2 separate regions of the Homo sapiens genome follow, and region 1 is linked to region 2. The links are chromatin contacts, found by Hi-C in ENCODE. All regions are on one chromosome and are shown on one strand. The core of a region is the stretch at or near the end of the contact, and the rest is flanking DNA. Distances in the headings are between cores, read along the strand shown.

Evidence for each region. A loop is a pair of places that touch in the nucleus more often than their neighbours do. Pooled maps may share reads with other maps.
Region 1: a map of endothelial cell of umbilical vein shows a loop between it and region 2 (12-fold over the local background). The contact joins two enhancer-like sites. A Hi-C loop is called at or near these places in 5 of 168 maps with a recorded cell type or tissue (A673, IMR-90, endothelial cell of umbilical vein and 2 more), 13 of 37 single-sample maps with no recorded cell type and 29 of 50 pooled maps.

The regions. Positions count from the first base shown.
Region 1 is chr5:62,143,151-62,149,502 of GRCh38, forward strand. It overlaps the pseudogene RN7SKP157. Among named protein-coding and RNA genes, the nearest start is that of KIF2A, 160 kb to the right of the region's middle. Within about 2 kb of position 1,386, at least 3 of the 41 ENCODE cell types and tissues checked have a DNase peak (open chromatin) inside an H3K27ac peak, as active enhancers do.
Region 2 is chr5:61,050,706-61,056,815 of GRCh38, forward strand. The region is part of intron 1 of NDUFAF2 (NADH:ubiquinone oxidoreductase complex assembly factor 2); the gene reads left to right. Among named protein-coding and RNA genes, the nearest start is that of SMIM15-AS1, 110 kb to the right of the region's middle. Within about 2 kb of position 2,331, at least 6 of the 41 ENCODE cell types and tissues checked have a DNase peak (open chromatin) inside an H3K27ac peak, as active enhancers do.

The DNA.
Region 1 (6,352 bases), core at 136-2,635, 1.1 Mb after region 2:
GGGAAAGACGCAAGAGGGACTCACAACTATTTCAGCCTTTTCCTCAAAGTGAACATTCTTTTTTTTCTTTCCTTCTGCATTATTGTGCCACGGTACTTTAAACTTTTCCCATCATTAAGCCTTCTGAGTGAAATTTTGAACTGATTAATGTGGCATTTTCCACTAAACTGTTTCAGGAAATGTTGCACCTTACCAGTGGGATGCTTTTGAATAATGTAATCTCCTTAGTATAATTAAAACTAAGTTCTGAAGTTACTACCTTTTCTCCCTGGAGGCACTCATCAAAATGTCAAGTGTTCCTTCTAGTAGAACTGCAAACCCATAGTACAAACAAATATATTACCCACTGCTCCTCGCTAGCAAGAGGCCCTTGCTGGATTTTTTTTTTTTTTTTTTTTTTTGTCACTTCATTTCGAACCTGTGCAAGCAGCATAAGAAATATGATCACCAAAAGCCACTGGACCCTCGTACCCTGAGCCGTGTTCTATACCAGCTGCCTGGTTTGCATTTACTAATATTCCTTTTGAATACTTGTCTTCAACAGATGAACTTTTTGTTGTCGCGTTGTTATTTATGCATAGAAAACAGCGTGGATCTAAAAGTCATTTGTTCTCCTAGAGCTTTCTATTTAGTTTAAAAGGAAAAAAAAAAAAAAATCAGGAATGCAACGCCCTCTTCTGGCTGAGAAGCATTTAGATAACTATGCAGACCTGAGCGGCATTTTGACCAAGTTTTTAAAGACTGCTTGGTATATAGTGAGTGATAAATGAATAATCGGCATTATTGTCAAAGTTTGCAACATTATTCCCCCTCGGGACAGGACAAGGTCTGGCCTCAGAGGGCCAGTCCCAGCTGCCCAGCTTTTAGGAGCTCTGGAGGAATTAAGTGAGTGGACCATTCCCCAGCTAAGCAGAAAGGTGATAAGAAACGGTATCAAGAGTCCCGTCCCTCTCTGGAACAAACATTCAATCCAAGACAAGGGTAAGTTCATTCTAAAGGCTTAGGAGATTTGTTTTTGAGTAGATGTCAGAGAAAGCCTATATTCCTTGCTAATTACTGGCTTTCTCTAGAAAAATCAGAAAGGGTATCAAAGGTTTCCAAATGCAAGCCTATTATTTTCTTATGAATGTAACCACCCTAATTATTTTGCTTTCCCGAGATCATATTAGAGTCTACCCTGGAACCTACATCTGCCTTTGAGGAGCCCTATCCCCAAATAAGGTGGCCCTGCCAGTCTCCATCTGGGAAGGAGGTGGAAGGAAGTGACAAAGGAAAGCGCAGGCATTTGGAGACAGAAGGAGCCCAGCAGGACTTTGAAAGAAAAATATTCAGTGCTGGAACATGCTTCTTACCAAGTAATGTTTTCACTCTCTAGAAAACATGCTTCTTTCCAGTCTGAAGGCCAGGCTGGCTGCCACTTCTCTCCGCCTGCCAACTAGTCATTAGCAAACAATGAGCAACCCAGTGACTACAAAAGAAAAAGGAAATAGGCATGCAGCAGCACAAGGTAATGACTGCTGAGTGTCTGGAGGATAAAGTATCCAAGTATCAGGCTGGAGGCTGCCCTCTTCATGGGGAGCTTCAGGATGAGGGAAAAAGGGAGGTGGGGCACAGCTGAGGAATACAGTCTGCGGCTGGCTAGGGAGGAGCCTCGAGATGGGTATACTTGGGGAGGCTTGGGACACATTCACCCAGGGATGTGTGCAGCTGAGGGCGTGCACAGCTGTGGTCATGGCTGGCACAGGATATTTCCTCTACCTAGCCCATGGTGGGAATGTTTGGAGTGAATAATTCAAGAAAGTCATTTCCAGAACACCCAAGTTGAAGGTCTTTGAGTGACAAGTATCAGAAACTCTCTTTAACTTGAGCAAAAACAGGAATTTATCAGAAAGAATCCTGAAGTGCCTCATAGAACCAAAGGACAGGAATTATGCAGGGGCTGGGCTGCTTGTGTATCTGGAGTCAGGAACTAAAAAGCAGTTAAGAAACCAGCCCTTACTGCCTGCCTCACCCCCATCCTCCAGCGCCACATGGTTTCTCGACTCTCTCCTTGCACTGTTCCACTTTTGTGTCCTCACTCTAGCATCTGCTTAATGTTTATATGATCAAACATGGTGGCCACAGCCCCAGAGTTTAATTGTCCTCAGTTCAAATATGGCATAAAACTGAATAAACTATTCATTCCAATTCCAAATTTCCAAGAGAGACCATTTGCTCCACACTATTTAGGTTCCTCTGTTTTCTAAGCAACCATGTGATATAATTTGGCTGTGTCCCCACCCAAATCTCACCTTGAATTGTAGCTCCCGTAATTCCCACATGTCGTGGGAGGGACCCAGTGGGAGATAACTGAATCATGGGAGTGGGTCTTTCCCGTGCTGTTCTCATGAGAGTGAATACATCTCATGAGCTCTGATGGTTTTGTAAAGGGGAGTTGCCCTGCACATGCTCTCTTGCCTGCTGCCATGTAAGATGTGACTTTGCTCCTCCTTGCCTTCCATCATGATTGTGAGGCCTCCTCATGTGGAACTGTGAGTCAACTCAACCTATTTCCTTTATAAATTACCCAGTCTCTGGTATGTCTTTATTAGCAGCGCGAGAACAGACTCATACACCATGATAAGGTAAACTCATGTGCTATGGCATGGCAATGGGGATTCATCCCTATGCATGGGAGACAGTTCTCAGAGAAGGTGTTATGGACTGGGAAGAAGGTCCAATAATAAACACACACACTCACATTGACTCTCAATGATCTTGAAGCACAGCTGAAATGGTTTTATGAAATGGCAAAATAAGGAGAAATTTTTTGGAAAAAAAAATTCTTAGAACATTTTCTGTTTCTGAAGACTTTCAAAGGTAGGGGGAGAGAAAAGGGTACCAAATCGTATTTTATGTATAGTAGAAAAGATAACTAATTTGGAAGCTAGAAGATCTGACAATTGCTCCTGGTTCCACCAAACTGGCTATGTGAACAAGTTATATAACCTCTTACCATAGTGTTCTCATTTACAAATAAGAAATAACAGTAGTTGCCCTGTGTATGTCATAGGGCTATTTTGTAAGAGGGGATGTACTGTACTGCAGTACCTACAGAGGCATGGGGATGAAGCAGAGTTTTGGTGTTCCATGGCTAATAATTACAGGTCACATAGAGATTCAGGGTTATATTACTCCTGGATGCAAGAAAGAAAAACAATGGAATTGCACCAATCACCATCAGCCTTACCTGCAGGACTCTGGAGGAATTCAGCTGTAAATTCTTAGCTAAAATCTGACAGAGCTAGAACACTCGCTGAGGAAGCACTTACAATTAATAATAAAAATGATGCAGAGAATATTCTCAGTGAGTGAAATAAGGAAGCACCCACTGTTGTTCACTGGGTCAGAAACGTGGCAGATCCAGGACTGGCTTGTTGGGCATGACCCTTTGTTCAGCAGAGTGATTCAGTGGGGCTTAAGTGATGTTTTACTAAATTAAGTCAAGGCTGAGTACTCCCCACCACCCACCAATGGATGTGGAGGGGCAGGGGCAGGGTGGCATCTGCCCAGCCCCTGGGAATTCAGCTGACCTGCTGGCTTGGTGTCCCCTTCCTCCCTCAATCTTCCTCATGCATCCCTTCTTGACATTGCACCCTCAAAGAAGATGACCTTCCCAGCAAAATGATTGTTCTTCTGGCAAGCATGTCTGCCCAAGTTTGTTGTGAAGATATAATAAGGTAATGGATATAAAAATGCTTTAAAAACTGAACTCACTACACAAATGTAAGTTATTATAATTATTATGATTAACAATGTCATAAAAGGAAACCATTAAATCAGTCACACAAATTGGCACATGTACTCAGTACCTAAAAGTAATCAAGCAGGGAGCCTAAAAGCAATTTGATAATCTTCTCCTTTTAAGTTCCTTTTCATTAAGCTTTTGCAGGTTTGTGCATCTATAAAATCAGAAGATATATTTGGCTTCAGGCTACTGCTTTCTCAGCTTAATGAAGGAATGTCTTCTTTGATTATTTCTTATCCCAAATCCTTGAAAGGGAAAACATATGTCCATCTCTGGGACACACACCATGCTATCTACCAACTGTTCGAGAGAAATGTCAAATCAGAGCTGGCTTCTGGTTTCTTCTTTGAGATTCTTTGCATCCATGATGGGGAATGGAATTGTTGAGGAGGTGAGAGACATAGAAAGAGATACAGAAAGATAAGGACAGACAGAGATACAGAAAGAGACAGGGACTGTTCTGTTTTCAACAGGCCATCTTAGCTACTCAACAGAGAGTAAATAAAGGAACAACAGCCATTCCTGCAGCTGAGTATGACTAGGGGTGCTGAAGTACAATTATATTATATTCAAAAATAAATACATAAGCAGCACCTAAGAACCACATTCAGGTAGCAGTACAACCTGAGGTTCTAGGTCAAAGATAGCCATCTTTTTGTAGCAAAAAGACTGAAATTCAAATTGGAGGACTACAGTACAGGACATGGAGCCTCTTCCAGTCAATTCACGTGGGGTAAAGGTTCAAAGTGGAAGAATTTGCTGTAATTTGTGTAGTAAGGTAAATCCTTTGACAACCCACAAAATTTATCTTTCATGAAATAAAAGATGATGGAAATGAATAGAGGAAAACATAATTTGTTACTGCCTATAAAGGGGATATAAAGACTAGAAAAATGAAAGGTGAACAGCATTCCACATGTTTGCCAGTTCCTAAGTGTAAATTTGCAAGTTCAAAGCTCAAGAGATCTTTTCCCTTCGATTTTGTGCTTATAATTAGGCTATGCTTATCGATAGAATTTTGTGTTTATCCTAAAATGATGGCCTTCCATTCAAGATCACTAGATTCATAGTCATGGGCATTTTAGACCTTACATCCAAAAAATATAACTCTTCTTAAGATAAACAGGGATGACAAATAAGTAGAAAAGCAATCTTATAGAATTCGCTTTTGAGAAATAAAAACTCCTAATTTACTATACTTTTTAATTAGGTTTTAAATATTAAGATCACTACTCTTTTCCTTAATTTCCTTATGGCGTATAAGGATAAAGCTCTTAGCTCGTTCTCAAAGTAGTAGTGGGAAAGTGATGGTGTTTGGAGTGAGAAGATCTGAGTTTAAGTTCTAGCTGTATCTAATTGTGTGTGACTTTGGAAAGTCACATAATGCTTCAAGGTATATGAAATGGGAGTGATGATACATTCCATACTTAATACGTCAAGGAGGGAATGTGTATAATAGCTAAGAATATGTATTTTAAAGAGTATAGAGTATGCAAAGGCCCACACAGGTACTAAGCCAATTTTAAAGATTACAGAATTACAATTAGAAGGAATCTTAATATTATCCTGTCCTAAAGTTTTTAAACATTTTAAGATGAAGATCTTGTCTTAGTTCAGCTGCTACAACAAAATAGCATAGACTGGGTGGATTATAAACAACAGAAATTTATTTCTCACAGTTCTGGAGCCTGGACATCTGAGATTAAGCTGTCAGCATGCTCAGATTCTGGTGAGAGCCCCCATTCAGTTTGCAAATTGCTGTCTTCTCATTGTATCTTTAAGTAGCAGAAAGAGAGTTAGAGAGCTCTCGGGGGTTCCTTTTATAGGGCACTAATCCTATTCATGATGACACCATCCTCATGACCTCTATACCTCTCAAAGCCCTTCCTCAAAATATCATCACATGGGAGGTTAGGATTTCAACATATAAATTTGGGAGGGACACAAACATTTCATCCATAACAGACCTTTTCTCCAAATGAAATCATATACAACAAATTAAAGCCAGAGCTGTTCTGTTAAAGCAAGGAAGGAGGAAGTACCACACCCCAGCTCGATATAACACAATGGGCCCCATCCCCACAGCCCACTTCTACCACTGGGAGAGGGGAAGATGTAGCTTAAGTACTATTCAGTGCACAAAATTTAAAACTCACTGATCTATTACAACCTCCTTAAATTACAGTTGAGGAAACTGAGGTCACAGAGTGGTTACAATCACCTCTACTATGAAATAGGTTTCTAAAACACCAATGAGCTTATTATACATGATTGATATATAGGGGAATTATGTCAGTAAAATATACAAGTCATGTTAGTTTATACATGGTTTTTCTTGGACAAGGAGAGCCAGACTATCAGGAGGAAATAAAAGGAAAAGCCCTCAACTCAGCTGCTGTACAGGGAGAAACCCTGTTAGCTGTTAAAAATGAATACATGAAAATAAGTACCTGCATGGTTCTCAGCTTGTAGTAGGATGTACTTTCTCCTATGCCCACCTTAATAGCAGCCCCACCAGCTCAGAGCTCCACTTCCATCTGTATCATCTCAGTGCCCCAATCAGCA
Region 2 (6,110 bases), core at 1,081-3,580:
TAAAAGATTGGAAAAGGGCTGACAGACAGTAGTCAGCAGTAACACTAATTGACAATAAGAAATATCTTCATTATTGCAAGGTGGAAGAATCATTTAAAAGTCAAAAAGTCACAGTAGGACACTATTTTAACATAGTGGACTATGTTGTGTTTATAATTAGCATGTGATCCAAAGAGAAAGTGAGTACACAAAGGATGTTTAGTTCACTAAGGCAGGAAAAAAAGAACTCTAAAGTATTTTTAAATTCTTTTCATTAAAACAATCAGACTGAGAATATTTGCTTTTCAAAGGAATTGGCTTCATTTATCTAAAAAATGCTATCATATGGATTAGCTGATTTTCCAGTGACGCAGAAAAGATGACATATGGTACAGAGTAGCATATATTCAAGTGTCCAAAAATATTCTCATAATCTTTCCCATGTAAAATCCAATTGTTCTCTTAATTTTAATTTTCTAGAATGATGCTTCTAATCTCCATTAGCCTCCTCTTTTGCCCACCTAACTGCTATTTGATAGATACCTCTCACAGAAAGTTTCCCATTTCTCTTTACTTCACAATTCTGGGTTCCTTATTTTTCCTGTGTGGTATCACAGCACACAGCATTTTCTTTCTTGTACTTATCGCTCTCTATTGCAGTCAATCTGTGTTCCTAACCATCTGACCCCTGAGACCACCAGTGTGTCCCAGATCAGTAATAGCCAAAGAGACAAAGTTGTTATCATGCTGAGAATTGTATATAGCATACATCTTGGTATGCCTCCAGGAATGTGAGGCCATTAGGTTGTCAGATATGAGTCATAGTGGGAAAAATATTAGGGTCATTGAACCAGAGTGTGAACAACTTGAGCCTTCTTTCTTTTTCTCCCACATATAGCAGTGTTTGACCTAGGCATTAGTATAAACACTAAAGTGAAGAGTTTGGATTTTTGCTGTATTAAAAAAAATGCATTGTAGAATTGAGTTTTGTATAGGGATGGTGTTAGAATTGTGGTACAATAAAACTATTATAAGATCATTCTCTTCCTTCTTCCAGAAAGGATGTAAGATTGAAGACTCAAAGATAGAGGCATAAAATTGCAGTGAAAGGAGGAATGTAAAGTCAGGGTGGGGAAAAAGTAGAACCAGATATGAGGCACTAATATAAACTCTGATTAGCTATGCATTTTCTAAGAGTGGACTCAAATGCAATTCTGACCTTTGTAGCAACCAACTCAAAAAGGAGAAACCTTTAAGTCAGAACCTCACAATGGCTCTGAGGTCAATCAAACAACTACTTAGAGAAGTATAACTATTTTTTCTTTTCCAAAAATAAAGTAGCTTTATTTTGCTTTCATTCGAAAAACAATATGTTACTTATTTTAAAAAAATCAAGCAATAAAGTACAAAATCTTATATAATTACCCCACTAGAGCACTTGTGGTCATACCCCTAAGCTTCTTGGTAGTCAGTCCAGAAAAGGAAACAGTTGGTCGCACAACTCATACTGCTCAATTTATATTCCAAACAGTATGAGAGCTTGTTAATTTTCCTACACTCTTAATAACACTGGGTCTGTGTTGTTAATCTTTCCTGGTCCTATAAGAGAAAAATTATATTTGTTATTTTCTCTTTTTTTCTTTTGAGACGGAGTCTTGCTCTGTCGCCCAGGCTGGAGTGCAGTGGTGCGTTCTCTGCTTACTGCAAGCTCCGCCTCCCGGGTTCTCGCCATTCTCTTGCCTCAGCCTCCCGAGTAGCTGGAACTACAGGCGCCCGCCACCATGCCCGGCTAATTTTTTGTATTTTTAGTAGAGATGGGGTTTCACCGTGTTAGCCAGGATGGTCTCGATCTCCTGACCTCGTGATCCGCCCGCCTCGGCCTCCCAAAGTGCTGGGATTATAGGCGTGAACCACTGCGACTGGCATATTTGTTATTTTCTATTATCCTTAATACTAATGTCTGATGTGACTTTTTCTATGGTTTTTATAAGTAGACACTAATGTAATGAACAAGTATTCTTGATAACATACTTTGATTAATTTGATAAGTTTTTTTCTGGAGTATTATAATAACACTGAATTATGGGTAATGGTATTTCACCAGGTTTTTAATTCAGTAAAACCAGTTTTTCTGGGGCGAATATGATAGTGTTCGTTATTCAACCTTTTTGTTGATTTGGCTTTATTCAGGAACATATTTGTGGTAGAGACCACTAGCTTCCTACCAAAATCACTTTTTCCTTCTTCGTGGATACACAAACTACCTTTAGCAGCTCCATTTGAAATTAAGTGTGCTATGTGACTAAGTTTTCTCTAGTGCATTGTAAATGAAACAGATGTGAGTCACTTCATTGGCATGAGCCATAAAAATCTCCATTATGTGTTCCTGGGTGCTCTTTTTCTTTCTGACTAAATGAAATGGCAGTGTTCAGGGAAGCCTTAGAAGTCATGTGTTGAAAATGACTGAGTAGCCATCAGCCTGGATCTTTGAATGACTGCATGGAAAGAACTGCATGGCCTACCTGAACATTCACCCAGCACTGTTGCATAAGAAACAAATACACTTCTAATTATTTAAACTACGTAGTTTTTTAGAGTCTGTTTGTTACTGCAGCTTAGCCAATCCCAATTAATACAATATTTTAGAAAATATAACTGAACAGAAATTGAGCTAGATTCAAATGATCCATGTCATCAGGATATGCACCATCTCCATAACATGACTCTGAATTGGTTTCATTCATAGATAGATTTTCTCCACATAGTAGAATAGATGGCCCAGCAATCACAGGTCTTACATGGTCTTTATAGCTTATGATCATAGAAGCTGAGAAAGTATCTTTTCCTGGAAGCACCAGCAAAAGTTCTAGGAAGACTCTTCATTGGCCCAGCAGGGGTCATGTACCCATCCCTGAAATAGTTTCTGTGGCTAAAAGGATAGAATACCATGGGTCAAATTTGGTTAACATTCCTACCTCTAAGTAGAAGGGTGATAGTCCCACACAACCCCATGGACAAAGTAGGATCATATGGAATGGAGTAGTTTCCTAAAGAAACAATAAAGAATAGACATCAGAATACAATATGGTTAGGTTTTTAAAATTAATATAGACATGAAATGAGAGGGACCTGGATGAAGGTCTTGGTGTGGATATAAAGGGAAATATTGAAATAAAATATATTTTGTTGAAAGTTTGCATTGTCAGGGAGGGAAATAGTAGAAAAAACAACTGAACTTTAAAAAACAATTAAAAATTTTAATTTTGGTAAAAAATAAAACATATGAGGTGGTAGGATCACTTGAGGCCAGGATCAAGACCAGTCTGGGCAACATCACGAGACCCCATCTCTACAAAAAATTTAAAACTTAGCTGGGCACGTTGGCATGTGCCTGTAGTCCTAGCTACTCCAGAGGCTGAGGTGGGAGGATTTTTAGAGCCCAGGAGTTCAAGGCTGTAGTGAGTCATGATCACACCACTGTACTCATTCCTGGGTGACAGAGTGAGACTATGTCTCTAGAAAAAACAAAAATAAAATAAAAATATAACATCTTAAGCAGTTTGAAGTGTACAGTTCAATATTTTTAAATATATTCACATTGTAAAAACAACTGTAGTTTTTGAATTAGGAAATGAGTAAAGTAATAGTCCTATCAAAATATTTGAGAGATTTGAAAGGAAATGCAGTTCAGGCCTGGGAGAGGTGGGTGTCATAAACACTGATCAAGCAGGCCAGACCATAGGTTTCCAAGTCCTAGGGAGCCAATAGAATAGTCCTGGGCAGGTGATTTGTGAGACAGGAGTAGCTAACAGTGAGGAAAATGGTCTACACCTGGGCAGTTGACGTCACCATTAGACCAAATCTCAGTAGCATTCAGTAACGATTTCTAGAACTGAGATACAGGGCAAAATCCAAGGAACAAAACCCCCTTGCTACTTAATTGGTACCAGCAACAAAAGTGACTTCATATTGACAGACTGACTTGGGATATCTTACATGTTCCTCTGCTTCAATGCAAAATTCCCACAGGTAGGAACTTATAGGCCTTACTCATAAAGATCAGACAATTTCAGGGACTAGATGCTAAGCTCAGTATTACAGGAAGATACAGAACTCTGTGTAGCAGAAGTATAAAGACATACAAGTAGAGAGCATTGCTTTAAACAAAAGTTTATGACTGGAGCTCATTGAGTGGTTAGAGTTATAGATGTAATCCTGTTAGTTTCCATCGCTGAGATAAAGTTAAAATAATGAGAGCTGTTCTCTCATGTGTCATTAGTATAACTTTAAGGGGTCACTGCAAAGTAGGAATGGACCTTATTGTTATCAACAAATATTTGAGTGTTTCATTATATGTAGTGTAAGATTTAAATTTCACAAGACAAGGAGATGTATATTAACTCTTAAGAAGAGGAAAATATATATAGTATTGCTTTGTTTTAGCATTCTATTCCTTTATTTACCATGTATGCCACTACAGAAGACTTTATACTTTTATATGTTTTAATAATATGGCAAGTTTCCCAACTTACAAATCAGTTGAATCCTAAAAATTCCATGTATGTAGCTTGTTGAAATTCAACACATTTTAAAATAGAAATTGTGTTGTAAATTGTAGTTCTGTTTCCAGAATAATTCACAAATTGCTTTTAATTCACAATTCATCTTCATTGCTTCATATTAGCAAACATTGATTAGCAGTGAAATCAAGTGGTAAAGTAACTCTACAGGTTTTTGAAAGGAGATATGAAAGATAAAAAAGGAGTTGTATGTGTATATGAGAAAAACACTTTTTCAGGTGGGTGTGAGTGAGCTGAAATAAAAAAGGCAGAATAAAAAGCCCAAATTATGCATTATCTTTCTAAAGGTAAGAAAGCAGATACTGATTTCAGATTTTTCCAATACCTTTGCCAGCCAATAAGTGGTGCTATTGTCACAGAATAGTTAGGTTGTTCTGCAGCACAAAGCAAAGGGGGAAGATGTGGAAAGTATATGCCAAGTGGTTGTAAAATGGGTTGTGAAAAGGAGGCAGAAATAAAAAAGGGAGGCAGCATGAACCTGACTATATGTGGACACTGTTTTTGTAGTATAGGAGGTGATTATGCTAGTACATTTTCTTAAATTTCCATGTAAAAATTAAACATAATTCAAGACACACCTTTCCTTATCCATTCAATTTTCTTTGAGCTTTAGTTTCCTCAATTATAAAAGTGAAGATTGTTGTGAGAATTAAGAAAATAAAAATAAAGTGTCTATTAATATCATATACATAATGCTCAATAAATATAATTCTGCTCATCTAAATGAGTCAGATAACATTAATAAGCCAAATTAACATAATATTATTGACACGTTGCTAAATTAGCCTAAATTACATGATCTTCAGAACCTGGAAGCTTATAAGAAAGTAGCAAGAAATAGGGAAAAAATGTTGAGCTTTGTCATTTGCTACTAAGAATAAAGAATTGTTCAACTCCAATTATTTTATTCTTTTGTAGGTAAATATCCAGGCATGGGCTATCAGTACATCCTTGAGTAGAGAGGCAGGCTCCATTTTTATATGCACTCTGTTTTTGGAGACCCCCATCTTAAAGTAATACCATGTGGCATATCTTACTATTAGTGACTGTAGTGTTTATCTTTTTGAGCATCATTGAGAAATAATGAATAAGTAGGTAAAAATTGCAAGATTAATGGTCTTTTTGCAGCCTTCACAAGCAAAATGGAATCAACTTTTCTTTTTCATGCTCCTACAGCCTGCCTTTTGGTGCAATCACAGCTTATTAGCATATCTTTCTAACAGCGAACTAAAATAGAGAACAAAGATAAAATTCATGTCATCCAATTTTGTTAGTTATTAGCCAGGGTAAAGTTTGTCATAGGAAGAGTTTAAACGAATGACTAAAATCATATGATGCTATGGCTGGGCACGGTGGCCCACACCTGTAATCCCAGCACTTTGGGATGCCAAAGCAAGAGGATCACCTGAGGTTGGCAGTTCAAAACCAGCCTGGCCAACATGGTGAAACCCCGTCTCTACTAAAAATACAAACATTAGCTGGGCATGGTGGCGCGTGCCTGTAATCCCCAGCTACTCAGGAGGCTGAGGCATGAGAATCGCTTGAACCAAG